5 separate regions of the Mus musculus genome follow, and regions 1, 2, 4 and 5 are each linked to region 3. A link is a loop called in an ENCODE intact Hi-C map of the cell type or tissue named here. Cell type or tissue: gastrocnemius. All regions are shown on one strand. Region 1 holds the start of Vps35 (VPS35 retromer complex component). Region 2 overlaps 4921524J17Rik (RIKEN cDNA 4921524J17 gene). Region 3 overlaps Dhps (deoxyhypusine synthase). Region 4 overlaps Cks1brt (CDC28 protein kinase 1b, retrogene). Region 5 overlaps 4921524J17Rik (RIKEN cDNA 4921524J17 gene).

Region 1 (5,000 bases), 220 kb before region 3:
GTGACTCACAACCAAACATAATGAGATCTGACGCCCTCTTCTGGAGTGTCTGAGGACAGCTACAGTGTACTTACATATAACCGTAATAATAAAAAAGAAACGGAGCCGCCAACAAGAAGATTAAAACAAAGAAACCTCAGGGTCACATCAGATCACTCAAATGTCCTTTGGAGCCAACTTACTCTATCCAAGGGGCACTTCCTACAGGAAGCTGCAAGGTCCAGGCATATGACAGCATTGCTGGTTTCTGAGCTACGTGCAGACAGACTGACACACTTCACCTTAGACAGCCGCAGGAACTCCTCTGCTTTCCTGGTTATAAAGGCAGTATGGTCACTAAAACTGCTGCAGAACTTTGTCAACACTTAGGCAAAGAACTGAATTCAGCATGGTGGACTTGCACACCACCTAACTACTGTGCAAGTTCATTTGGGGCCTAGAAAGCACATCCTTTGGAGAGGTGGAAGTTCTTTACATAGAACCAAAATGACTCCAGACTTAGCTGTGTCCAAGCGTGTTCCTTGGACATTACCTTTCCTTCTTACATTATTTCAACAAGTATAAAGAATTGGTTCAGGCAGATTAGAGTAAATTAAATCCCTTTCTCTTCCTTAATGACTGATTGGGTCTCAGTTTCGGCGGCTTGTGAAAATAGTTCTGGGTCCCATTGTATTTCCGGTCAGTAGCCCTGGGAATAGACCTACGAACTTTCTACACACTTGCCTGCTGTAGCTTTATTTCCTAAGACAGATCCTACAATGACCCTCCTAATCTCAAGGGCTTCGGAAAATGGAAGCTATTTGGGCCACTCTTACCATATTTTCCCATGCGTGCCACTATTTAATAAATCAGCCCCAACGCCACTGGGCCCTTTCTGGAATTTTTTTTTTTCGATTTTTCGATACAGGGTTTCTCTGTATAGCTCTGGCTGTCCTGGAACTCACTTTGTAGACCAGGCTCGCCTCGAACTTAGAAATCCGCCTGCCTCTGCCTCCCAAGTGCTGGGATTAAAGGCGTGCGCCACCACGCCCGGCCTTTTCTGGAATTCTTACGCCCTGCTCATCACTTCAGCTCTTCACTCTGTACCATAATCTACCTTTCTCTTGCCATCTATAGTGATTTGCACAGGGTCTGCCCTGCAAGGCTGGCTTATCAAGATTATCGAGTCTGAAGGAATGACAAGAGGTCCTCCCCGGCTTTTCCGACCACAGTGTATCCAACAGAGCTAGAGTGCTTCAAGGACGACTATATACGTCCTCTCAAACCATCTTCTACAAGCCAACAACAGTTTTTCTTGATGTTGGGCCCGAGTCTCGCCCAGACCAGTGTGCGGTCATTCCCTCATCGCCAGTCCCTCATCCGACGCTGCCTTGGGAGGACCCAGGGCCGCAGTCTGGGACGTCTACCCGCACACACGGCCACACTCACCTCAGTACACTCGGCTCCGCAAGGCCGAGACGCGGGGCGAGGCGGCGTACCAGCTCCGACTCCATCGCTGGAAGAAATGCGCGCCAAGAGCAATGCGCGCGCAGATTGTCAGAGGGTTAAGACCCACCCCCGGCGCGTCCAGATTGGTTGCGACCAGAGGTTGAGACCGTTCCACACACCAATCCTGGTCATCCTTCTACGCATGTGCACACGATGAGGCGCGGGCCCAGGCGAAGTGGACGCGCAGAAGGTTCTCTCGCTGCCCTTCCTCGGCCGCGGATCTCCTTAACTAAGGCTTCCCTTCCTGCTGTCCCTAGTTCGCCGCAGCGTTGTACTATTCTCGCCCCGCCCCGTCCACTATACACCGCCGGCTGCCCATTCTCCCCAAACTACGCGAGATTTTAAGTGGGCCAATCGAAAAGCCGCTTCTATCCAAGGGCGGGGCTAGAGAGGGCGGGGCTCGCAAGGCTCGGTCACCTGACGGCGGGCGGCTCCGGCGGGGTAGGCGCTGCTGCTTGTGGTCCCCGGAGTCGCCATGGTGAGTGAGGGGAAGCGGTGGGCCTGGGTTGCCGAGTCGCAGTCCACGTTTTCCTTCGGCGGACAGGAGCCTTGCTGGCGGAGTAGGAGGCCCTGCATTTCGATCGAGGCCGGTCCGGTCCAGGCTGGGCCTGCGGGCTTGGCACGGGCTGAGGAAGGCCGCGTTAGGCTGCGGTGGGCTGCGGTGGGCGGTGGCGCAGAATTTGGTCGTTACCCCGAGACCAGGAGCCTCCCTTAGGGGTGTCGCGGGCTGCAGGTTCTGGGTGTCGGTGGAGGCCTGCGTCAGACTCTTGTACGGAACGGCCACCTTCCCTCTGAGAGTCGGACTCCCGGGTCTGTGCGGAGTTGGGACAGTGAGGAGCCCCCGAGCTTCTGAGCTGGCGCCGTAGCTGGGTCGCGCCCAGATGGTGCATTTCCAGCTTTGTACTCAGCTGTCCTCGGGGGTCCCATTGCCTTTTCTCTGCTGGAAATATCCTTGGGGGGGGGGCGCAGTGGTCTCCCGGCCTTCCGTGGCCGCAGAGCCCCCTTCATCTTGCAGCGCCTGTCAGCGAATTCTAGGGACCTGCTCACGTGAGTTTCCCGAAGGACTCCTGCTTTCTTTTCATTGAGCCCAACCATCAGATAGGAGACAGGTCTCCGTTTCGCATTTGCTCTCTGAGGATTCTAACTCACTTGCTGGAAGCAGTCATTCAAAGGTTTCTCCGCGACGATAGCATGTCGTGATGCTTTGTGGCACTAGCCTTATAAACAGGAACTTCCGCAAAATTCGGATCCTGTTTTCCACAGGGCAAGTTGTCACTTGCGTTATACGAGCATTTGCTGTAGTATGAACAGGTAGTGGTTTTGGATGTGCTATGCTTATGTCCTTTTTTTTTAATTTCAATATTCATTCTTTGTATTGATAATTCTATGTGCCACTGCACATACTTCACTTTAAGTGTGTTAATAGGAAAAACCAGCATTAAATCTTTTTGTTGATTTTTTTTTTCCTTTTTTTTGGAATGGACCTTTATGATGATCTTGCTAGACTCCGATCAGCTTGGTATTTATGTCATCTTTGGTTCTGGCTGGCTGAGTTCTGAGCGTTTGTTCCCGTAATTTGATAAATATTTGATGTATATTTAATATAATATATTGCCTTACAAGATGTTTTCCCCCCTCGGAACTTTGTACAATTGAGATTTGGCACATGACTGGTGTGAAGTTTAACTTTTTTGTTTTTCAACACTTACTGGTTGACATAGTGTTTTATAATACAAAGCATTTGAGGATACACTATAAATTATATTTATGTGCCTGGGGAACCAGATTGGACCAGTTTTCCCTGTGAATTTTATTGGAAAATGGAACCTGGGTATCAGTTCTGTCATAGGCAATTTTATGATTTGAGTAGGTAGTTAGCCTTTAAGTCTCACTTTTGCATCTGGAAGCAAGTGTTGATATCACTGGTACTGTACTCCTAAAAATCCTGAGTCCAGCACTAACCAAACATCTGGTGTACTTTCAATTTTATAGAATGTGCTAGGCACCAGATAGAAATAAATGGCAGAGATGTGCTTTTGAAACATTCTGCTATAGTTCTTTGGGCTCCTGGTGGGAAAGAGGTTGTGTTAGGAGCTTTGGAGGTAATGCAAACAGATTTTGAGGAGAATGGGCAGAAATTCTGCACAAAGAAAGAATTTTGCCATTTAATGTTCATGGTGTGCTCCGTCATCGGATTTCTGGGGTATTGCTAAGTTAGTGTGTGTATGGGATCCAGACGGTTAACTTTGTCTTTTCTGCAGTCTTGGGGATTGAACCCAAGGCCTTCAGCCTGCTAGACACAAACTCCCCAACCTAAATTATTTTAAATTTCCTGTTTTCTTGTTACCCTCAGTTCTCCTTGAAGTATTGATTTGTGCTTTCTCATCAGGTTTAAATACTATATTCATCAACATGATGATTCTGTTTATTTTACAATTTATGTTGTATTGTCATATTGCACATGCAACTTATAAGTGGGAAAACTAACCAACAAACAGGTCCCTATAACCAGTAGAGGTAAATACTCTCAAACTGGATATAATAATAGCTGACATTTATGAAGCGCTCGTTACTGAGTGCTGTGCATATTCATAACTTTGTGTGCTTTTTTATTTTTCTAGTCTGTACCAAAAATTTGTGATTGCTTATAGCCCATTTATAGGTTATTTCCACATAGTAGCCAGCGCTGGAAACAATCCATATGTCTATATTGAGTGAATCAATAAATGTATACACACACACACACACACACACACATACACACACAAGTATATACAGATACTGGGATATTACACAGTCTTTAAAAAGAGAGAAATTCTGATAAACGCTTTCATACAGATGAATCTTGGACATAATCCTAGATAAGCCAGATACAAAAGGGAAAATGCTGTGTAGTTCTATGTATATAAGGTACTTAGAGTAATAAAAGTTAGAGAAAAGGGTAGAACTGCTTAGCTGACGGACATTGGGAGTGTATGCTAATATTTCTCCTATATAAATTAACGTTTCTTAAGATACTTGTTTTTTAATTAATTTATAATTAAAATAAGCATTTTTCATTAAAAGATTTTAATTACATGTGTGTGTTCATTTGTATGAGCATGTGACTGCAGGTGCTTGTAGAGGCCAATGGTGTTGGCTTCCCTGGAGCTGAAGTTATGTTGGTTTCCAACCACCCAGTGTGTGGATAGTAAGAATTGAGCTCACTAAGAATTGAGTTCAGGTTATCCCTTCAGTCCTTTATGATTTTTGAAAAGAAATAGTTGTAGGAAACTCATCTTACTATTTTATGCAAAAACAGCACACGGCATTGCTCTCTACTCAGTTTTTCTCTTTATCTGAAGTGAAGCCAAGACAAAGCTTTTAATTTTTATGAACCATTGTATTTCAGAAGTGGATTTTTGTTGTTGTTATTTAATCTTATACTTGTCTTAGATATGAAACATGACCTTTTTTCATGTTTATGTGTAAATCCTTCTACTTTTTCTAACATTATGCAGAGAGGTACTTTT
Region 2 (5,000 bases), 330 kb before region 3:
AAAATCTTATTTGAAAGACTGTTTTGGAACAGAAACCTGGCAAGAAAAGTCCACAGAGAAGAAACAAAAAGTTCTACTTAGTCAGAAAATAGAACTTGGTTTTCAGTTGAAATAAAGGCTGGAAAATGATGGGAGGGGGTGCTTTTGAATTGAGATTAAAGAAATGTCTGCTGGCAGCTGGGGAAGGAAAGGCTATTGCTGGGCATAGATGCATTTTACGTTCGCAGCGCTGGAATTTTATTCTTACTTGAAAAGGGAAGCATTTATTGTCAGTGAGTATTTTTCAGATATTTTCTGTGTAAGAATATTTTTTTGCTGACAGTAGTGCTATGTGCCACTGATCCCAGCACTGGGAGACCAAGGCAGACGACCGCTGTCTCCTAAGAAAGCCATTGTTCCCCCAGTTCTTGGTTCGGGAACATGAACCTTACGCATGCTAGGCAACTATTCCACAGAACTACATCCCTAGAAGCCAAATTATTAATTTTTTTCTTTTGATATGAATTTCGGGAAATGTTATGGTACAATCCTATTTTTTTTTCCACTTTTAAAAAAAATGGTACCTTGGTATTTAACTTTTCCCCTTTTCTTTCCACAGAAAAACAGGAAAAGGAAATCGACATCTATGCTAACCTCTCTGATGAGAAGGCTTTCGTGTTTTCAGTTGCCTTGGCAGAAATAAATAGAAAAATTATCAATCAAAGACTTATTCTCTGATATTTGTCTTCAAACTCTGTTGGTTGCCACTTTCTTCAGGATTGCATCAGCAGATCCTCAGGCAGTCGTGGACTCTGAGGAGCACCAGACTGTGTGAATGAGGGCCTTTGGTTGCTTTCTCTGTTTCCTAGTCTGCTGCCACGCTTTGGGAGCAAAGCTGTGCGTTAGACTTTGCTGGGATTTCCTTGTTTACCAAGGATCATTATCAGTGTTTTGTGTTGGGATATTACTAAATGTATTTACAAAGACAAACAAACAAAATGACCAGAAAAGCCCCGGAACCTGGATGGGTCTTTCCCGATTGGAGGGACAGGAGTACGGGTGGAACACACAGCTGGAGCAGCTGACGTGCTTGCTAGTTTTCAGGTTCGCACCAGAGATGCAGTGTCTTAAGTCCTGTCAGGAGAGTGACTTTTAAATGTATGTATTTCAGGCTTTCACCATTAACAGATTGCATATATACAATCCATTGACTTTTAATAAATTGGTAATTGATATTTTATTGAATGGAGAATTACGAATATAGATTATAAATTCTGTCTTTAATTGACCTTTTTCTTGGGCGCTATTTTAATGATTTAAGTAGGAGTTATATTTTCAGAAACTTTCTAGACAGTTTGGAAATTTGGGTGCTATATGAAGAAAAGCATTTGAGGCTGTATCATATTTCAGATATAAACACCTTGTTTTCTTGAATGTTTTATTTATTGGTTTTTAAAAAAAACTTTTCTGTTATCAAGATGGTGCCTGTTAACCTAAACACAGATATATTTATTATATAAATTGCAAAATATTTCTTAGCTACTTGTGAACAGTGATTTTTTTTTGTCTGAATGTTCATTTATACATAATTCTGGTAATTATTTAAATTGTTACTTCATCCTGGAAAAAAATAAACCTTAATATTGAAAGCGAGTAGATTAAGTAGTGTGGTGTAGCTTTTTGTCCTAGTGAAGTTTGTAAAGTGTTTCAGCCAGTTTTTGCAGTATTAAATCATCATTCCTTATACTCGCCCTTTGGCATACCAGTGTGGTGATTAACCCTCTTCACATGTGTTAGCAACTCTCCTTTAATCCCAGAACAGCCAGGGCTGCACAAAGAAACCCTGACTCCTAAAACAAAAACAAAGCAAAAAGTACATATGTATGAGTTACATGGTAGTTACTTTACTGCTGCTGCAGTAATATATCACAGACCAAGGCGACCTTTGTAGAAGGAAAGTTTATTTGGGGCTTATAGTTCCAGAGGGTGAGACCATCCATGCTGATGGAGTGGGACAGTACGGAGCATGCTGGAGCGGCAACTGACAGCCTACATCTCAACCCACACACAGAGCCCAAGGTTCCCTGTGACACACTTCCTCCAGCAAGGCTGCACCTCCTAGTTGTCCCTAAACAGTCACCCACTGGGGGCCAAGTACTGAACTGCCCAAGACTTATGGAGGGGACCTCTTACTTGAATGACCACAGTTTCAGTTTCATCTGTCATTTCCTGGTGGGTCTACATTTTTTCCTCCCTTTATTCGGTGTCCAGCAGAGGGAGCTTTAGAGACACTGTAGACAAGGTGTAGGGTTTTAAGAATTCCCTTCACCCCCCCCCCCCCCCGTTCTTTTTGTTCCCCTTCTTTCCCTTGTTCCTCACCAGTGTCTCACGAGTGATGAGTTCTCGTTGTGTAACATCTCCCAATGTATATCGCATATATCTCAGGCTGGTCTGAAAGTCATAGGATTTTTTTTTTTTTTTTTTTTTTTTTGCCTACATAACTTTCCTCATCTACTTAGGATAGCAGGTATATGCATTTGAAACTCCTAATAAAACTTTTGTTGTTGTTTGTTTGTTTGTTTTTTTTAATCTCTGAAACATAAAAGCCTTTAGATTTCTTAGCCAAAAAATGTTTAAAATGGCTACTATATGAGAACCTGTTTCTGTGTCAGTAAATCACAGCCCTAGAATAATACTCATCTCTATAAAGAATTACTGACATCAGAATTTATCCACTTAAAACAACTTTTTTAGCTGGGCGCGGTGGCACGCACGCCTTTAGTCCCAGCACTCAGGAGTCAGAGGCAGAGTTCAAGGCCAGCCTGGTCTACAAAGTGAGTTCCAGGATAGCCAGGGCTATACAGAGAAACACTGTCTCGACCTCCCCCCCCCCAAAAAAAAAAAACAAAAACAAAACAACCCAACATTTTTAGAGAAAAGTCAAGTTAAAATTTCATTGACTGTCATTAAACGGTGACAGTTGAGCTTGCCATGGGGAAATTTTACTTCAGATACTATTAAAGTGTGAAGTTATTTCAACTTTTCTTTTTATTGAGCGATGCAGGGGGGGCAGTTAGCCAATTAAATTCTGCTTCCCCTGTTTGCAATTTCTCTAAACACTGTTCTCCTGTTGATTTAATTCCAGTTGTCATTAAAAAGTTAAGTAATTTAATTTGCCTAGGTGTTGAATCTCAGAACACTGTCTCTGGTGTTGAAATGTCACTTGTTAGCAAATGTTCTTGGGTCAGATTGTACCTTAATTACTTAATCCCAAACTTTTTCTGTGTTATTATCCATATATGATTATTAAAATCTGTTTTGTTTCTTTGTGTAGCCTTGGCTCTCCTGGGACTAGCTCTGTAGACCAGGCCTGCCTCTGTCTCCTGAATGCTAGATTAAAGGTGTGTGCCACCACCACCTGGCTATTCAAGATCTCTTAAAGATAATTTAAAAATTAGGTGTGTTAAAAATATTCAAATGTAAGCAATATTAAAGTAAATTGGGAAGCAGGCCAAACAACAGGTTTGTATGTTTGACCTCTGTGCTCATTGATTTTTGTTAACCAGACATGGTCCTAGCTATAGTGGGAAGAGAGACTCTTAACTGAGACAATGCCTCCATAAGATTGGTAAGCCAAAGAAACCCTTTCTTCCCACGTTGCTTTTGATCATCATGATGCCTTATCCGGGCGAACTAGGACAAGCTCCTACTCCATTCAGCCTCGCAGTGTTCTAAGATGTTTTGGGGAGCAGTTTAATGCTTGAGGCTTGATTTTGTTCTTTATTGGTTTTAAATATGAACCATTTTTTCACTGTAAGGATGCCTTGAGCTGTGTTATATATAAGTTATCACACAATCTTCTATTTTTCCTTTTTTAGATTTGTGTGTGTATGTGGTGTGTGTGTGTGTATGTGGTGTGTGTGTGTGTGTGTGTGTCTGGAGTTAGAGGTGGTTGGTTGTGAGCTGCCCAATATGGATGATAGGAACCAAATTCTGTTGTTAAACAGCAAGTGTCTCACTAGCCCTCCGAGTAGAACACTTAAAATGTCTTCTCAGAGGGGTAGTAGACACAGCTCCATCCCTAAATTAAGAAGCTACTTGCAATTAATGCCTTTTGGGAAAGGAAATATCAGTTTTCTCCAGTAGAGTATTGCAGGGCTGTGGGTGTAGGGGAAAAGGAGAGTAGGAGAGAGTGCCCACATCCTGCCAGAGTTCCTGTGCTCTGGGCAGGCGGACACGGGAGGACTGCAGAACGCTTTTCACACAGCCCCGGGTGGGCATCTGGCTGTGTTAGGCCACTGACCCCACAGGGCGGGTGGTGGACAAGGGGCAGCCCCAGGTACCAGGTTCTCAGTCTTCAGCATCCCACGCTGGATACGGCGGAGGAGCTGAGAACAGATGGGGGCCTCAGGGTGGCACTCAGCCTGGAGGGGAAAGGAAGAGAGGTGTGGGTGGGAGTCCCACGCAGGCGAGAGTCCTTAGTCTGGTCAGTGGCTGCAACATAGGAAGGCCTCCTGGCAGCAGGTTAGACATGGCTCTTTAAGAGAAAGCCTAGCCCATTAAGAGCCTATCCTATTGTTCAAGCACAGGGGGCCTTCATGATCAGAGACAGTCTATGGTTTTAGAGCTTTATTGCAGAAAGGCAGGGAGAAAGAGTGAAGGTAGAAAGAGAGAGGGAGAGGCCAGTTGTGGCCACAAGGAGAGAAGGGTGGGGGAGAGAGAGGAGAGAGAGAGAGAGAGAGAGAGAGAGAGAGAAGGCTAGAGAGTAAGAGAGGTGAAAGCTTAGAGAGAGATGGGAAGGGGGAGAGAGGAGAGTTAGAGAGTAAGAAAGCTTAAAGTGGGCTGCTATCTTGTTGCTAGGTAACCGTGGGGAGGAGTCTAGCCAGAATGCCATTGTCTATGTGACAACCACATGCCTCTCCTGTGGGGGCTGTGTAGGTGGTAACTTTGACAGGAGCCAGGGCTCCTTGATATATGATCAAACACCTTTTGTCCCATGTAGGTGGAAATTTCTACCCATT
Region 3 (5,000 bases):
GCAAAAACAATGGCCTTTGTATTTCTCTCCTTGGCTGCACCTGTAGCTACCCTCATCTTCAAGGCCAACTTCTGATATTACCTACTTGGACGTTTCTAGATCTTCCTGGTTCAGCATAGGTTACTTTTTTTTTTTTTTTAAGATTTATTTATTTATTATATGTAAGTACACTGTAGCTGTCTTCAGACACTCCAGAAGAGGGAGTCAGATCTTGTTACGGATGGTTGTGAGCCACCATATGGTTGCTGGGATTTGAACTCCGGACCTTTGGAAGAGCAGTCGGGTGCTCTTACCCACTGAGCCATCTCACCAGCAGCCAGCATAGGTTACTTAATGGTAGAAATTGTGTAACCTCTTCCACTGAAAGAGCTGCAGTTTCTAGTCTGTCCTGCCTAGTAGGACAGTCAGTAACTGCAACCATGAGGGCTGGAAAGACTGTCTATGGCTTAGAGTACTTGTTGCTCTTGTAGAAAACCCAGGTTTGATTCTCAGCACCCACATGGTGACTCACAACCATCTGTAACTCCAGGTCTAGAGAATCTAACACCCTTCTTTGGCCTCCTCAGGGAACCAGACACACACATGATTCATATACATACACATACATGCAGATAAAATATTCATGTACGAGATAAAAACCCAAAAAATAATAAAATTTACATAAATAAATGCAACCATGAGCCAGGCAGGCATGGTGGCTTGCGCCTTTAATCCCAGTTCTTGGGAGGCAAAGGCAAGTGGATCTTTGTGAGTTCCAGGCCATTCTGGTCTATATAACAAGTTCCAGCTAGAACTAAATAGATACCGTGTCTCAAAACACACAAACACACACAAAAATCACTGAGTGCCAGCTATGGCAGCTTCCCAGCAATGAGAAGACCCGGGGGGCTGGGGGGGGGGGTGTCCAAGAGTTAAAGGCCAGCCTATCTACAGTTAGGCAGTAGTGGCATGTGCCTTTAATCCTAGCGCTCAGGAAGCAGAAGCAGAAGCAGGCAGAGGTCTTGACAGTGAAATTAAAAACAACCAAGGCCACACAGAGAAACCCTGTCTCAAAAACAAAAACAAAAGACAAGAAGGAAGAAAGAAAAAGAAATTAAGTACAATGAATCTAGTCACATTAGGGACAAAAGTTGAGCTGTGAGACAGCAGAAATGGGAGGGAGGACTGGTGGCAGTGAAGGCCTGGTGAGAGCAAGCTTAGGTGGACTAGCGCCACCTAGTGGCTAGCTGCTGCAGCTGCCGATGAGAGCTACTGAAGGAACTCAGGCACAACAGAGTCTAGAGGCCTGCAAGAGACATTTGGACATCTATTTTTCTGAGAGTGGTGAAAGGCCATATTTCTTTGAGGGGAAGACTGGCATTGCTGAGGTTGTGCTTTCAAAGTTCCTGGTGAGGCAGGTGTGGTAGGACAGACACACCTATAATCCTTAGCATGAGAGGCTCAAGGACAAACTCAGTCAGAGTGAGTATTCGACCAGTCAGGACTCTTGAGATCCTGCCTCAAAAAAGGAGAAAGCTGCTTAGGGGCATTAAGGATTGGGCATTCCAGGCAAAGCCTTCATACACACAAAATAAGATGGTGGTAGTGCTGTGGGTGGGGAAGGAGTCGCACTCGGAGAATACAGTTGCCTTGGTATCTGTAGTAGGCTGACTTCAGGATCTACCAGAGACAGCAAATGTTAGGCTGCCCATTCTGCTACATGGTTTTGGTTTGTTTGCTTGCTTGAGATGCTGAGTATGGAACTCAGGGCCTGTGCATGCTAAGAGGCCAGCCTGATCTACTGCGTGATTTCCATATCAGCTAGGGCTATACAGAGGAAAAAAACAGATAATAAAATCTTTATAAAATGTGTAGTTGGTCAGATGTGCAGATGTAGAACCCAGGTACAGGTAGAGTTGACTGCTGTACCAGTCAGGAGGTACAGGATCTAGAAAGCTCTGAGAGGTTGGAAGAGAGAGCATAGCTCTGAGTGGGACCAAACTGTCCCGAGACTGAGTCACACAGCAGAAGAGCATCATTGCCTTGCTCACATTTTCCTAGAAGGCCAGGGATTCCAAGGCACACAGGCTGCCCTGGAGCAAAAAAAGGTCAGTGCTTTAGGCTGGATCTACTCTTTCTTGCAGCTCTGTGGATGGCCGCGTGAGGCGCTATGACCTAAGGATGGGACAGGTCTCCTCAGACTACGTGGGCAGTGAGTGTGGACAGTGGGACAGTCAGGGCAAGTGGTGGGACAGACAAGAGTACCCAGGTTTACCTGCCTGCCTCGCTCTCTAAGGCCCTATCACCTGCACCTGCTTCAGCCGGGACGGGCAGTGCACTCTGATATCCAGCCTGGACTCTACTCTGCGGCTTCTAGATAAAGACACAGGGGAGCTGCTGGGCGAGTGAGTCTCCAGTGGTTGGCCCTTCCCCCTCTCCCCACTTCTGGGGTGCAACAAGCCCCTCTGATCCTCCCCACCCCCACTCCTAGGTATGTTGGCCATAAGAACCAGCAGTACAAGCTGGACTGCTGCCTGAGTGAGCGCGACACACATGTGGTCAGCTGCTCTGAAGACGGGAAAGTGTTCTTCTGGGACCTGGTAGAGGTGAGCCTTCCCCTTGTGCTCCTTGCCAAGGGCATCAGCTGGGTGTTTCCCAAGCTTGAAAAGAGCAATAATGACAGGTATTTGTGCAGGAACCTCTGGCAGAGGGTAGAGGGGTGTGTCTCACTTTGTAGCCCAGGCTGGGCTTGAATTCATCCTGCCTCCGTTTCTTAAGCTGAAATATGAAGGATGGATGAGGGGAAAGCAGGAAAGATATTTGAAGCAAGGGGAATAGCATATGCTAAAGGACTTGGAGAAGGTGGTGGCTGTAGCTGGTTCCAGGTGGGTCACAAGGAAGGCTGAGCTAGGTGCTTTCTATACCCAAGGCTAGCAGTCTCTAGGCCAAGGGTGTGGCTCAGTGGCAGGGTTTGCCTAGCATTCTCAGTACCAACAGAAAGTCAGGGACAAGCTGACTGAGGACTTCAGGCAAGATCTCAAGGAGACCGACTGATAGTAATAGTTCCCCACCACTCATTCCTTAGGGTGCCTTGGCACTGGCCCTGCCTGTGGGTTCTAATGTGGTACAGTCACTGGCTTACCATCCCACGGAACCCTGCCTACTGACTGCCATGGGAGGCAGCATCCAGTACTGGCGAGAAGAGACCTATGAGGCAGAGGGTGGAGCAGGCTGAGGCTTACGGACCTGACACCAAGGATGCAGACTGACTCAGAAAACCCAACCAAAGGGCCATTTATTCTAGAGATGCTGCTGACCAAGGAGTGGGCCTAGGGAGGGGCTGGCATGTAAAGTAATAAATAAAGGTGTGGCAAAAAGCCTCAGTCTTTACCAATCTTCTTAGTCTTCATTCTTCTCAGCTCTGAAGGCATCTGCCTTTTGGGCGAATGTCTCAGCCACCAGCAAGGGGAAAACCAGAGAAGCATCAGCATAGACCTGCAGAAGACCTCAGTGAGCCCTGGAGCCATGGGCAGCCCACGGACCCTGCACCCTGCCCTGCCACCATCTACCTTTACTGGCTGTGCGTCCATCCGGATCTTGCCCCAAGAGACAGCCTCATCTGGCCGGGCTCCGGAGTCTGAGCCATCAAACTCCTGGGCTGTGTTGATATAAACAGCGTAGTCTGCTCCATTCCTCTGTGGGTAGAGGAAGCCCTCGTCAGAAGCCGTAGAAGGCTGGGTATGATGCAGAGGAAGGCCTAGAGAGCTTTTAGGAAGGGCCCATCAGTGCCTGAGGCTGCCACAAACCATCCGCAGGAGACCACACCTACCTCTGCTCCCACTACAGCACTATTCCATGCCTCCGATCCATTCCCCTTCACCCCACAGCCACCATATAACACAGTGGGGACGGTCACAGGCCACTGCACTCACCATGAGGTTAGCGTTGGCAATGTGGTGCTTGACCACACCTCCACCCAGGATGATCATCCCAGAGCGCTTGGCGAAAATGGCCTGCGTGTTGATGAGTCGCAGGTCTGTGAGAGGGCAGAGGTCAGGCCTTGACCTCGGCGGGCTTTCCTCCCCCTCCTCCCCGGGCCTTAGCACCTCACCTTCAACAATGTCCAGGACCAAGCCTGGGTTTTTATAGGAATGGAAGAAGATCATGTCACCCAGTGAGCCATCTGTGAGTGCTGGACTCAGCACAGGGATGTGGTTCTGGTGGAGACAAGACCAGTCAGCAGCTACAGCTCACACCCCAGGAAAACCCTGACCCCCAACCCAGTGGCGTCCCTCCCAACCTGTGTAGGCCACTCAATTTCTCTGCTGGACATGACCCCTCTGTTCTACATGTGGAGGCAGAGTGAGGAAAACCACACATGGCTTGAAGGTGCTGGCACACTGAGCACTGGCTTGTCACTTCCAGACTCTTGTGCTGCACTGTCCCTGGGTGCACAGTACCCTGGGTCAGGCCCCACTGACTTCTAGGGTACTACACTAAATCCCGGGAGTGTAGGGGCATAACTAGGAGAACCTTGCCATCAAGTGATACACCTCGTCTAATTTGGGGAGACCAAGAATAATTATAGAGACGCTCAGGTAGCTACAAAGACAAAGTCAGTACAAGCCAAAGCCTGGGAATACCGTCCCCACCCAACCCACCTTATGGGCCCAATAATACACAGAGTCTGGGTTGTTGATCTCCTTCCCAAGCCGGGAGATCATCTTGGAAGGTGTCCACTTCACACCCTATCATGGGAGAGAATATCGTATTAGCTCATATGTCTTCTGACTCTTACTATGCAGGTCCCCGAGCCCTTCCAGCCCCACCTCTGTGTTCTGCTCCAGCACCATCTGGTCCAGAATGGGCATGAGCCAGTCCTCAAACTTGCAGTAATTGTCATTCGGCACCAGCAGGTTTCCAATCCTGGAAATGGGAGCCATGCGGGCATGGGTCACGGGGATCCTCTGCCCAGCTTCCCCGCCCCGACCACTACTCAAAGCCTCCCTCACCTGTTGATC
Region 4 (5,000 bases), 96 kb before region 3:
GACTATCTAGAAAGACCCCCATCTTCCACCCCCATACACAGAAATACAGATTGTAGACAAGGCACACTTATGGCACAGTTGTAATTTTACCTCCTGGAAGCTGAGGCAGCAGGATTATGACTTGGAGGTCAGACTGGGCTCCACTTGAAACCTTGTGGCTAGAGAGAGACCAGACAGACCCATAGGCATGCAGAGGCAGGAAGTATGCTGTGAGTTCTAGTCCTGTGAGCAGGCCATGCTCACTGCAGCATCTCACTTCCTACCTGTAGGAAGCAACGAGGGGGAAGTTCAGGACAGACACCCTTGCCTGGCTTGATTGCTGAAAGACAAGTTCTAAGTGGACACCACTTCTGAATTGATGTCGCTTGCTTTAACAGAAAGACAATTCAAAAGCCGTAATTTAATTCTGTATGCATGGGAAATGAAGCACAATGCACAAGTATCCCAGGAAGGTCAGAGGTTCCCTGCAAAGGCGAAGGCCAGCAGAGGAACTCTCCACCAGTGGAAGAAAGAAATCTGGTTCCTCATGATGTAGTTAGCCAGACAGGTTCAAACTTCTGGCCCCACACGGTTTTATTTTGACATGTGTAAGCACATTACAATTTTGGAAACGTTTCCATGTGACAATTATCACAACCAAAGCTTAAGGCGTGACTACATTTGAAACTCCTTTTCAAATTACAAATGTAAAGGATTAATTTATTTCTCCCCCGGCCCCCGTGCTCTGTTTTTCAAGAAAGGGTTTCTCTGTGTAGCCCTGGCTGTCCTGGAACTTGCTCTGTAGACCAGGCTGCATGCCATCTTTAATCCACGCTACTGGTTCTGAAAGATAAAAACAATATTTAGCATGGCAAGACACTACCATACTGCCTCCTGTTACAGTTATGCATTTTATTCCCCCCTGACAAAAGACATGTGGACCCTGCATTGATGAGCTGAGAGTTAACGTGTAATACGATCAGTAAACGTAACAGCAACATACTGGGGTCAGTAGTATTGTATTCTTGCCATTTCCCCAAACTCTCCATAGATGAGTTAGGGTCTTATTGTCTCCCGGAGTCATCGGCTTGTTCTTCCTCTTGGGGTGTCTTCTCTTGATGAGTATGTCATCTATCTTTAGACATTTCATCAATGCAGGAGCCACCTGTGACATCATTTTCTGAAAAGACACAAGCGTAGCTTTCCCTGGGGTTAAAAGAACATCAGGCCCTTTCCATTGATTAATCTGTAGATCCTTCCTCTTAACATACTTTAGGCTGAGTATCCTTTAGGGAAAAACACTTTTGAGTATCGGAAGCATTATCCTTGAAAGTGAACATGTTTTAAGTTAACATTGCTAAATGTAAAATAAAATGTGGGGATTTAGGTAGGTGTACACATGCTTTTCTTTTCAAAATTTGATGTTTAAGTATTTGATGGTGTAGTTCCACAATAGCTTGACCTTTGGATGGTAAGGGATTCAAGAAACATGACTAATATTCATAAACTGCAAATTTCTCAAAAGTGTTAGTTTAAGTGGGAGTCATTATCAGTTTTTATTTGTTGTGGGAGTTCTAGAAAGGAGAGATGTATAGTAAATAACTTATGGTATCCAAGATTGTTTCACCCCTGTGAGCAAAACAGTCACATTAGAAAAAGTATCAACTGTTATATGAACATATTTGAAGCCTCCAAATTCTGCAATATGAGTAATGTTTGCCAAATGGCATTTGATTTTTTGTTTGTTTGTTTGTTTTGTTTTGTTTTTAAGGTTATAAAAAACTTCCTTTAATCAAGGCTTGTAACATGGAAGAGATCTGTCAGATAAAATGCAAAGTTTCCAATACATTGAAACATAAATCCATAAGTCATCATAAATATAATACCCAATAGTAAAAGCCACAACAGCAAATTCACACCATCCCTGTAACAGCCATGATCTAGATTTCACATGCTTCTGCCAAATGACTAATATGGCCTGCTGGATCCCAAGCACACGAGGGCTTTGAGGTCACACTCATCTGACAGGGCTGTGGCTGGCACTGGTGGCTCAACTCCAGAAGCAAAGCAGATACCAGCACATTCAAACAGTGTATCCTTTACATATCAAAGTGAGAAATAAGAAAGCAACATTGTCAGTCACACGATCAGAAAGATGGTAGGGAGTGAGGACAGCTGTGGAAAGCTCGAGGCCGGAAGGCGGTTCGCTGGCTTCATTTCTTTGGCTTCTTGGGCAGTGGCCACTGGAACAGTAAGATGTGAAGTTCTGGTTCATGGATCATATAGTGGACCCATCCCTGACTCTGCTGAACGCCGAGCTTCCTCCATTCAGATTCAGACATCAAATGGGTTTTAGGGACCAACTTGTCTATGTCCTTGGGCAACATGACATGCCGGTACTCGAACTCCTCGTCGTCGTATTTGTCCGAATAATAGATTTGTTTGTGGGACATGATTGCCCCGCGCCTCTGGCCTCCAGACAACTCCCAGCAGCACGCCGGCATTTGATTTTTAACCGCTGAGGATTATTTCTGCCAGCAGATGGCAATGTGCTGATAGTTTGCTGGGCCTGCTCTCGAGGTAAAGGTCTTGCGTTTTGAAGAAGCAGTTCATGATATGTTTTTCAGTGGCTTGAAAAGAAGGTACTAGAGGTGGGGAGGCAGCAGGCACATCCCTGAGCACTGGCGAATGTGAATGGACCTGGTGAATTAGAATGAGCACAAATAGGAGTGTAAAAAAGAATTGAGGTCCTGGTCATACAGACGTCCGAAGGGAGAGAAAGAACTGGAAAATAACATTACTAGTGCTACTGCGTTCAAGTCTTGCAGCTTCTAAAAGAGAAACAGTTTGAACACAATATGGAGAGTCAGTTAAAATATTCAATGGTTGGGAAATATCTAATAACATCTGATTGACTGCGTTGAGTTCAAACTGTTGAACTGTACAACAACTGTACAAGGGGTGGGTATAATCTTTTTGAGGAATGTGTGGAATTTGTACATAAAACATATGCTCCTGTTCTTTTGAAGAGCCATCTGTAAAATCATTAAGAGCAATCTCTATAGGAGGTTTAGATGTAATTTTAGGCAAGACCCATGAGGTATCTTCAAAAAAATTTTAAAGGGGGATCTCTTGGATAATGATTATCTATAGATCCCAAATAACATGCTAATGCTACCTGCTAATTATTATCAGTATGGCACAAGTAATCAACCTGCATTTTACTTAGCAGCATAATGATTTTCATAGGCTCTTGACCAGCAAGTTTTTTAAAAATGCATCTTCCTCATCATTATTAAATCTAACTTCTTGTAAATTAGAGCTTACAGAACATTGTGGAGAACTGTAGCATGCATACATTTCTATGATACCATTACCTTCTTGATATGTAATTGCAATGGGAGACAAGAGCAAGGGGGGTTAAGTAACTGAAAAGAGAGTAAGGGGCTGGGGGCTGGTGAGATGGCTCAGTGGTTAAGAGCACCGACTGCTCTTCCAAAGGTCCTGAGCAACCAAATCCCAGCAACTACATGGTGGCTCACAACCCTTTGTAACGAAATCTGATGCTATCTTCTGGAGTGTCTGAAGACAGCTACAGTGTACTTACATATAATAAATAAATAAATTTTTAAAAAAAAGAAAGTGAGGGGTTAATCTTGTGGGCTGCTGCTTACGAGCAGCAATATCTAAGAACCCGCTTTGCTTCAGGTGTTATTTTTTATATATATAGAATTTAACCAACAGTCTCCAGAAAGCAGCTTAAAGAGTAGAGCCACATTCTTAGTAGTGACCCACAGATAAGAATGTACCAAAATGACACGACCCAAAAATGTTTATAAAGAATTGAAGGTACACAGTTTGGGAAGTTTTAGTTTTAAGCTGAAAGGTGGATGACAAACATTCTTGTTGAGTAGGAAGAGATCCTAAATCTACAAAGTGGTTGCTCTGCACTTTATCAGGAGCCATGATTAAATTTTGTTCTTTTAGGCACTTACAGTGAAAGTTAAGCTTTCATTTAAAGCTGGTGGGATGAGCTTTATATGGAGAGTAACCAATACCTCAGGAAATTCAATCCATCAGCAGTGGTGTCTGGGCCTTATGTACATAATATTAACATTTAATGGGGCTAGTCTTCATCCCCGGTGGTAAAACCTTCTATTGCTATCTATTCATTAGCTGTTGGTTATTTAAAATAGGAACAGAGATGCAAAACACTCCTTACCATCAAGATGTAAAGGAATAGAGAAAAACAGTTTTTTAAGTCAAATATAATAATGGAATGTCCTTAAAGCATTATAGTAGGAGCAGGGAGCCCTGGCTGAAGGTCTCCACTGTTTCATAGTAACATTTATGCCTCTAAGATCATGTAACAGTCAAACTTTATGTTTTGAATTTTTATGAATTCTGTAAGAAGCAGAGTTCCAAAAACTAACTTAGGGCTCTGTATGTTTTAGTTGCAATTGTTCTTGTACTAGAAATTGGGCCTGTTTTAATTTTTCCCCCTTGAAAGGGCCATTGATCCATTGTAGTTTTTGTTTATTTGTTTGTTTATTTGGTCTTGGTTTTTGGTTTTTGGTTTTGGTTTTGGAGTTTTATTGGGGGTAGGGGATGAGTTCGAGACAGGGTTTCTCTGTGTAGCCCTAGCTGTCCTGGAACTCACTTTGTAGACCAGGCTGGCCTCAAACTCAGAAATCCGCCTGCCTCTGCCTCCCAAGTGCTGGGATTAAAGGCGTGCGCCACCACTGCCTGGCTCCATTGTAGTTTTAAAGGTTGTAAGGAAGACCCCCTGATCAATGACCCCAATTAGGGAGAGTTGTACTTTTTGTATCATAATTATTGTATGATTCATTAGTTGCAGTGGTAAGCTCTGCTTGCATTTGTTGTAATATGTGATTATATGAGAGTCCTGAGATAATACAAGGCTTTGCAGTGCCAGAGGAAGAATCTTCGGCAGTCCAGTGTAAGACAGTAGGCTTGTTTGTTTGTTTGCTTGTATGGGGGGATTTGGCTTTGGGTTTTTT
Region 5 (5,000 bases), 340 kb before region 3:
ATATCTCTGAGGCGATGTGTGGTGCTTTTAATCCCTGCACTGGAGAGGCAGAGGCAGGTGGATTTCTTTGAATTCCAGGACAGCTAGGGCTACATAATGACCCTGTCTTCAAACAAACACAAATACAAACCCAAACAATATCCCCACACACACCAAAAACCGAATAACTGTTCTACCATAGGTGCGCTGCAGATTCATTGGTGGTTTCTTCATTTTCTGGCACCGTATTAGTTACTTTTCTTGTTGCTGTAACAATATATTTGACAGGAAGCATTAAGAGATAAGAATGTGTTGTGGTTTAGCTTAAGAAGTCCAGTCCATCAGGACAAGGAAGGCGTGGAAGTAGGAGCGTGAGGTCGAGAAACAGTGGATGGGAAGTGGAGCCGGGCTGGGGAGCATTGAAGCCTTGAAGCCACACTAATCTTCATTTGCTCGCTCTCCTGTAGAACAGAAACTTCCATAGGCTGAACATTACCCTGCTGAAATTTCCTTGAGAAACTAATTAATTACTCTTGAATTCAGTCTTGCTCAGCATCTCAATATAGGAATAGAATGTAGCCAGATTCTTTGCCACAATTTAACAAACATGGCTTGTAACTAGTTCCCAGTAGAGAGTCCTTGCTCTCCTCTGAAAACTCATGAGCTGAGCTTGGTCTTCCAAACTGTCACCAGAATGGCCCGTTAGTCTCTGTTTAACTAGGGCTTCTTTTGTCTGCAGCTCCACAGTCTGCCTAAGAATCACATGGTTAAGTTTATCTATAGTTCATGTCTGTGTGTGTGCCTATATGTGTGGTTGTGTGTCTGTGTGTGTGTGTGAGTGAGAGAGAGAGAAAGAGAGAGAGAGAATGAATGAATGTATGTATGTGAGTGTGTGTGCACGTATCATTTGGTAACTCTTTTTTTTTTTTTTTTTTTGGTTTTTCGAGACAGGGTTTCTCTATGTAGCCCTGGCTGTCCTGGAACTCACTCTGTAGACCAGGCTGGCCTTGAACTCAGAAATCGGCCTGCCTCTGCCTCCCAAGTGCTGGGATTAAAGGCGTTCGCCACCACGCCCAGCTGGTAATTCTTTTTAGAAACTATTATAATACACAGGACTGGACTATTTTATGTTTCTACTAAGTAATGCCTAAAAGCTCTCAAGTTTTTCATGTTCCCACCAACACTTTTCTTTTTTTTTTTTTTTTTTTTGGTTTTTCGAGACAGGGTTTCTCTGTATAGCCCTGGCTGTCCTGGAGCTCACTTTGTAGACCAGGCTGGCCTCGAACTCAGAAATCCGCCTGCCTCTGCCTCCCGAGTGCTGGGATTAAAGGCGTGCGCCACCACGCCCGGCTCCACCAACACTTTTCTGTTTTGTTTTTATTTTATGTAATATCGTAATGATGGTGTCTTTGTATATTTTTGATTTGGGCTTTTTTTTTTTCTCTTAAAAAAGATTTTAAAAGTTTATGTGTATGTATGTGTGTCAGTATGTGGGTATTTGCATGTGCGTACAAATGCTCCCAGGAGCCATCCTCTAGTTCTTTGGGAACTGTGTCAGTGCAAGCAGATTTGTAAAGAGGAGCTTGTGGGGCTCATCCTTCACAGGAACTCTAGCAGCCCCTCAGGTTCAAAGGGGAGCTTCGTGCTGATAGCCACCATCAGGGTACTGAGCCTGCTCTGGTGTGGCCGATATGGAAAGGACATGGAAGCAGGCAGTAGACAGGAACGTAAACTTACGCACCAGCCCTGGCCTGACTGCTCATCACAGAAGGTGTTTCTCAGGTCTTCGTCCTGGAGACAGACTGGGTGTGTGTGTGTGTGTGTGTGTGTGTGTGTGTGTGTGTGTGTGTGTGTGTGTGTGTGTGTGAGACGTCACTGGGCCAGGGAGGGCAAGAACAGGGCAAACTATAGGGCACGGGATCTAGAATTAATAGTTTTGTTTTACGAGTCAGAATAATTTAAATAGGACCTGTGTCTTTCTGATTGTAGTAGGATACCTGGCTAGCAAGCTTAAGGATCAGCCTGCTGCCACTTTCCCAGTGTTGGGATTACAAGAACATGCGCCATGCCCATATCTTCTATGGGTGGTGGGAATCAAATTTGAGTCTTGATGCTTGTGTGATAAGTGCTTTACTAAGTTGTCTCTCAAATCCCTAAAAGAAAAACCTTTGGGCCGGGCAGTGGTGGCGCACACCTTTAATCCCAGCCCTTGGGAGGCAGAGGCAGGTGGATTTCTGAGTTCGAGGCCAGCCTGGTCTACAGAGTGAGTTCCAGGACAGCCATGGCTACCCAGAGAAACCCTGTCTCAAAAAAGAGAAAGAAAAAACAAAAAAGAAAAAAAGAAAAAAGAAAAGCCTTTAAAACACTGTACTATTATAAAACATTAATGATAATTTTTAATAGTGAATGTTTAACTGTCCTAGTGTTTCAGTTGCTGTGAAGAGACACCATGACAACAGCAATTTTTAATAAGGAAAACATTTAATTAGGGCTGGCTTACAGTTTCAGAGGTTTGATCCATTATCATCATGGCAGGAAGCATGGCAGTGGGAGCTGAGAGTTCTACATTCTGGATTGGCAGGCAGCAGGAAGGGAGAGACACTGGGACTGGCTGTAGCTTCTGAAACCTTAAAGCCCACCCCCAGTGACATTCTTCCTCCAATAATGCCACTCCCTATGAGTCTGTAAGGGCCATCTTCATTCAGACCACCATATCAGTTGATGCTTACCTTCTGCTTCTCCACACTCCTAGTTTGCTTTGACAGTTACTGAACAGAAACCCTTCACACTGTGCTTGTATCCTAGTGATGTAGGCTAACACATTCCTTAAGTGATCTGTTTTTTATAAGTTGAAAGTTGGATTTTAAAATGATGAAACTGGCTTTCAGGGCTGATACTGCTACTGCAAACATGGTAAACATTCTTTAGCCCTGCCAGACTTTCTGCAAAGTGACAGTGCAGGAGGGGCAGGAACTCTTGGTGTGCCCAGGAAAGTGGTGTGTGGCAGGAGACAGTGTGTCTAGAGCGGCCAGACTAAGCCTATTTTCCCTAAGAAGGCTAAAATTACAAAGATGGTCGTGCTGGTACTTGAGTGTGTTGAGCCCAACTGCAGACCTAAGAGAACTCTGGCTGTGGAGAGATGTGAGCATTAGAACTGGGAGGCTATAAAAGGAGAATGAGCCCTTGGCCCAGTTCTAAGCTGACTGCTATGAAGACAACAAGATCATGAGCTTTTACTTAAGATAAACAACCAAAAGCCGTGAGACTAGCTTCTTTGTTTTTATTTTTTACCTGACTACAATCGGTACTTCATGTCTGTCATTTAGTGATGTTAGCAGCTGTTGATGTTTAATTCATTGCAAGTTAGAAATTGGTAACACTCTTGTTCTAGCACTTATTTATTTAGTAGGTTTAATAACTTAAAGATGAAGACGTTCTCTTTGTCTGCTCTTCAGCTACCAAATGATGTCTTCCAGATAGAAAAATAAAATCAGGTTCTTTAGTATTATTTTTATGTATGTATATATCACATATGTATATTACGCATATATATAGGCATATAGGCATAATGTTTATAAGCACTGTGTGAACCTGTGCCTCTGTTGTTTGCCTGCCTGAAGCACCCACTGATTGGTTAAAATAAAAAGCTTATGTCCTATTAGAAAAGTCAGGAAGTAGAAGGTGGAAGTTCTGGGAAGAGATAGGAACTCTGGGAGAGAGACAGGCGCAGGAGATTTGCTACTCAGATGCAGAGAATGTTGGATGTATGAAACTCAGGAGAGGTAACCAGCCATGTGGCAGAACTCAGTTTTAGTATACGCAGGATACTTGAGTTACAAGCTTGATGGGAACAAGCCTAAGATAAGGCCATAGACATTGTAACAAATAAGTCTCCTCTCTGTCATAGAGAGGCACCAAATGGTTACACACAGAGGCTTATATAGTCATATACAGTACAAATGGTTACACACAGTGGCTTATATAGTCATATACAGTACATATGTATATGGCTCAGTAGCTTGAGCTTTTAATGTGATATACTGTGGTTTTAGGATATTTAATGTTTTAGTTTGTATTCAGATTGTCCTATTATGGTCATTAGAATCCTCTTCAATTAGATCCTACATCTTTCAATAAGTCCTTAATTATATTTGGTGACGTTTTGCAGTCTGGAATAATAGAATATTCGTGTTATTCTTATGTAATCCAGTATCCTTGAGTCTTAGGTCTAGGATAAGCTGTTCTACAATGACATGTAGAAGAAATTAATACTGACTTATGCTGCCCCTTTCTTTGAGACAGGGTCTCTTTATGTAGCTCTAGCTGTTCTGAAACTCTATGTAGACCAGGGTAGCCTCAAACTCATAGAGATCCACCTGCCTCTCCTTCCTGAGGGCATGTGCCACTGTGCAATCTTCCCCCCCCGCCCCCCCGCTCTTAAAGATAGTCTCACTGTATAGCTCAGACTGGTCCTGAAGTCTCCATCTTTCCCCTGTTACCATTGTAGTTTTAGGTATTTGGGAAATTAGTTTTCTGGTTTTTGAAGTTAGATGTATATTGAAGTAAAAAAAATTATTTTAATTTAATGTTTTGATTTGTTTGGCATAGGGGGAGTGGCTTCTTACAGAGTGAAATCACTATATTAATAAAGTTCCTGGATTGTTTACTCAATTTATGGAATACAGTTCTGTTATATCAATGATTCCCTTCTTTGTGGGTTAGGTAAAAATTTCTTATTTTCTGTGTTTTTAGAATATGTTATATGGGTGCTCTGTGGTTGATTTTTATTGTAACCCCTGTTATGCCTCAGGCTAGTTTTGCTTCTACCCATTTGACATACTTAGTTCACTTTGTAATTCAGGTCAGGGGCAGGAAGCAGTGGGTCCACCCCACCCTCCATGTGTTTTCACTGTGTTAAACTTGGAAACGTGATGGCAAAAGCAGAAAGGTTGTTGTGGAGTAGTTAAGTTACCAAGTGAAGACAGTTGTTTTCTCTTAAAAGACTTTCCCTAACTTAATAG

Evidence for each region. A loop is a pair of places that touch in the nucleus more often than their neighbours do. Peaks named below come from ENCODE experiments on the same cell type or tissue, not always from the same donor. Only the 100,000 strongest peaks of a DNase experiment are listed, where the experiment ranks them.
Region 1: a loop joins it to region 3, with 2.7 times the contacts of the local background. A loop is called at or near these places in 16 of 42 quality-filtered maps.
Region 2: it touches region 3 in a loop (2.3-fold over the local background); 7 of 42 quality-filtered maps call a loop at or near these places.
Region 4: it touches region 3 in a loop (8-fold over the local background); 16 of 42 quality-filtered maps call a loop at or near these places.
Region 5: it touches region 3 in a loop (2.5-fold over the local background); 8 of 42 quality-filtered maps call a loop at or near these places.

What each region holds. Positions count from the first base shown.
Region 1 is chr8:85,296,421-85,301,420 of GRCm38, reverse strand. Vps35 (VPS35 retromer complex component) reads left to right here and starts at 1,904. Exons shown (of 17, transcript NM_022997.5): 1 at 1,904-1,966. The coding sequence starts at 1,964. It overlaps Orc6 (origin recognition complex, subunit 6), which reads right to left and starts at 1,789. Exons shown (of 7, transcript NM_019716.2): 1 at 1,429-1,789; 2 at 183-312. The coding sequence starts at 1,493. In gastrocnemius, no CTCF peak of the experiment used is centred here; DNase peaks (open chromatin) are centred at 1,054, 1,547 and 1,882; H3K4me3 peaks cover 3,211 bases; H3K27ac peaks cover 2,099 bases.
Region 2 is chr8:85,405,489-85,410,488 of GRCm38, reverse strand. It overlaps 4921524J17Rik (RIKEN cDNA 4921524J17 gene), which reads left to right. Exons shown (of 4, transcript NM_025722.3): 4 at 599-1,730. The coding sequence ends at 717. Among named protein-coding and RNA genes, the nearest start is that of 4921524J17Rik, 25 kb to the left of the region's middle. In gastrocnemius, a CTCF peak has its summit at 2,237 (motif pointing right); a DNase peak (open chromatin) is centred at 2,186.
Region 3 is chr8:85,073,408-85,078,407 of GRCm38, reverse strand. It overlaps Dhps (deoxyhypusine synthase), which reads right to left. Exons shown (of 9, transcript NM_001039514.1): 3 at 4,992-5,000; 4 at 4,809-4,905; 5 at 4,641-4,727; 6 at 4,091-4,196; 7 at 3,912-4,015; 8 at 3,549-3,674; 9 at 3,247-3,474. The coding sequence ends at 3,379. Wdr83 (WD repeat domain containing 83) reads left to right here. Exons shown (of 9, transcript NM_026399.2): 6 at 2,124-2,191; 7 at 2,276-2,384; 8 at 2,471-2,585; 9 at 3,065-3,373. The coding sequence ends at 3,214. Among named protein-coding and RNA genes, the nearest start is that of Dhps, 4.2 kb to the right of the region's middle. In gastrocnemius, a CTCF peak has its summit at 2,145; DNase peaks (open chromatin) are centred at 1,214 and 2,153; H3K27ac peaks cover 849 bases.
Region 4 is chr8:85,169,003-85,174,002 of GRCm38, reverse strand. Cks1brt (CDC28 protein kinase 1b, retrogene) reads right to left here. Exons shown (of 2, transcript NM_001037922.3): 2 at 381-2,679. The coding sequence starts at 2,483. The coding sequence ends at 2,193. Among named protein-coding and RNA genes, the nearest start is that of Gm33296, 12 kb to the right of the region's middle. In gastrocnemius, a CTCF peak has its summit at 2,509 (motif pointing right); a DNase peak (open chromatin) is centred at 2,485.
Region 5 is chr8:85,412,448-85,417,447 of GRCm38, reverse strand. All of the region lies in intron 2 of 4921524J17Rik (RIKEN cDNA 4921524J17 gene), which reads left to right. Among named protein-coding and RNA genes, the nearest start is that of 4921524J17Rik, 18 kb to the left of the region's middle. In gastrocnemius, no CTCF peak of the experiment used is centred here; no DNase peak of the experiment used is centred here; H3K27ac peaks cover 1,512 bases.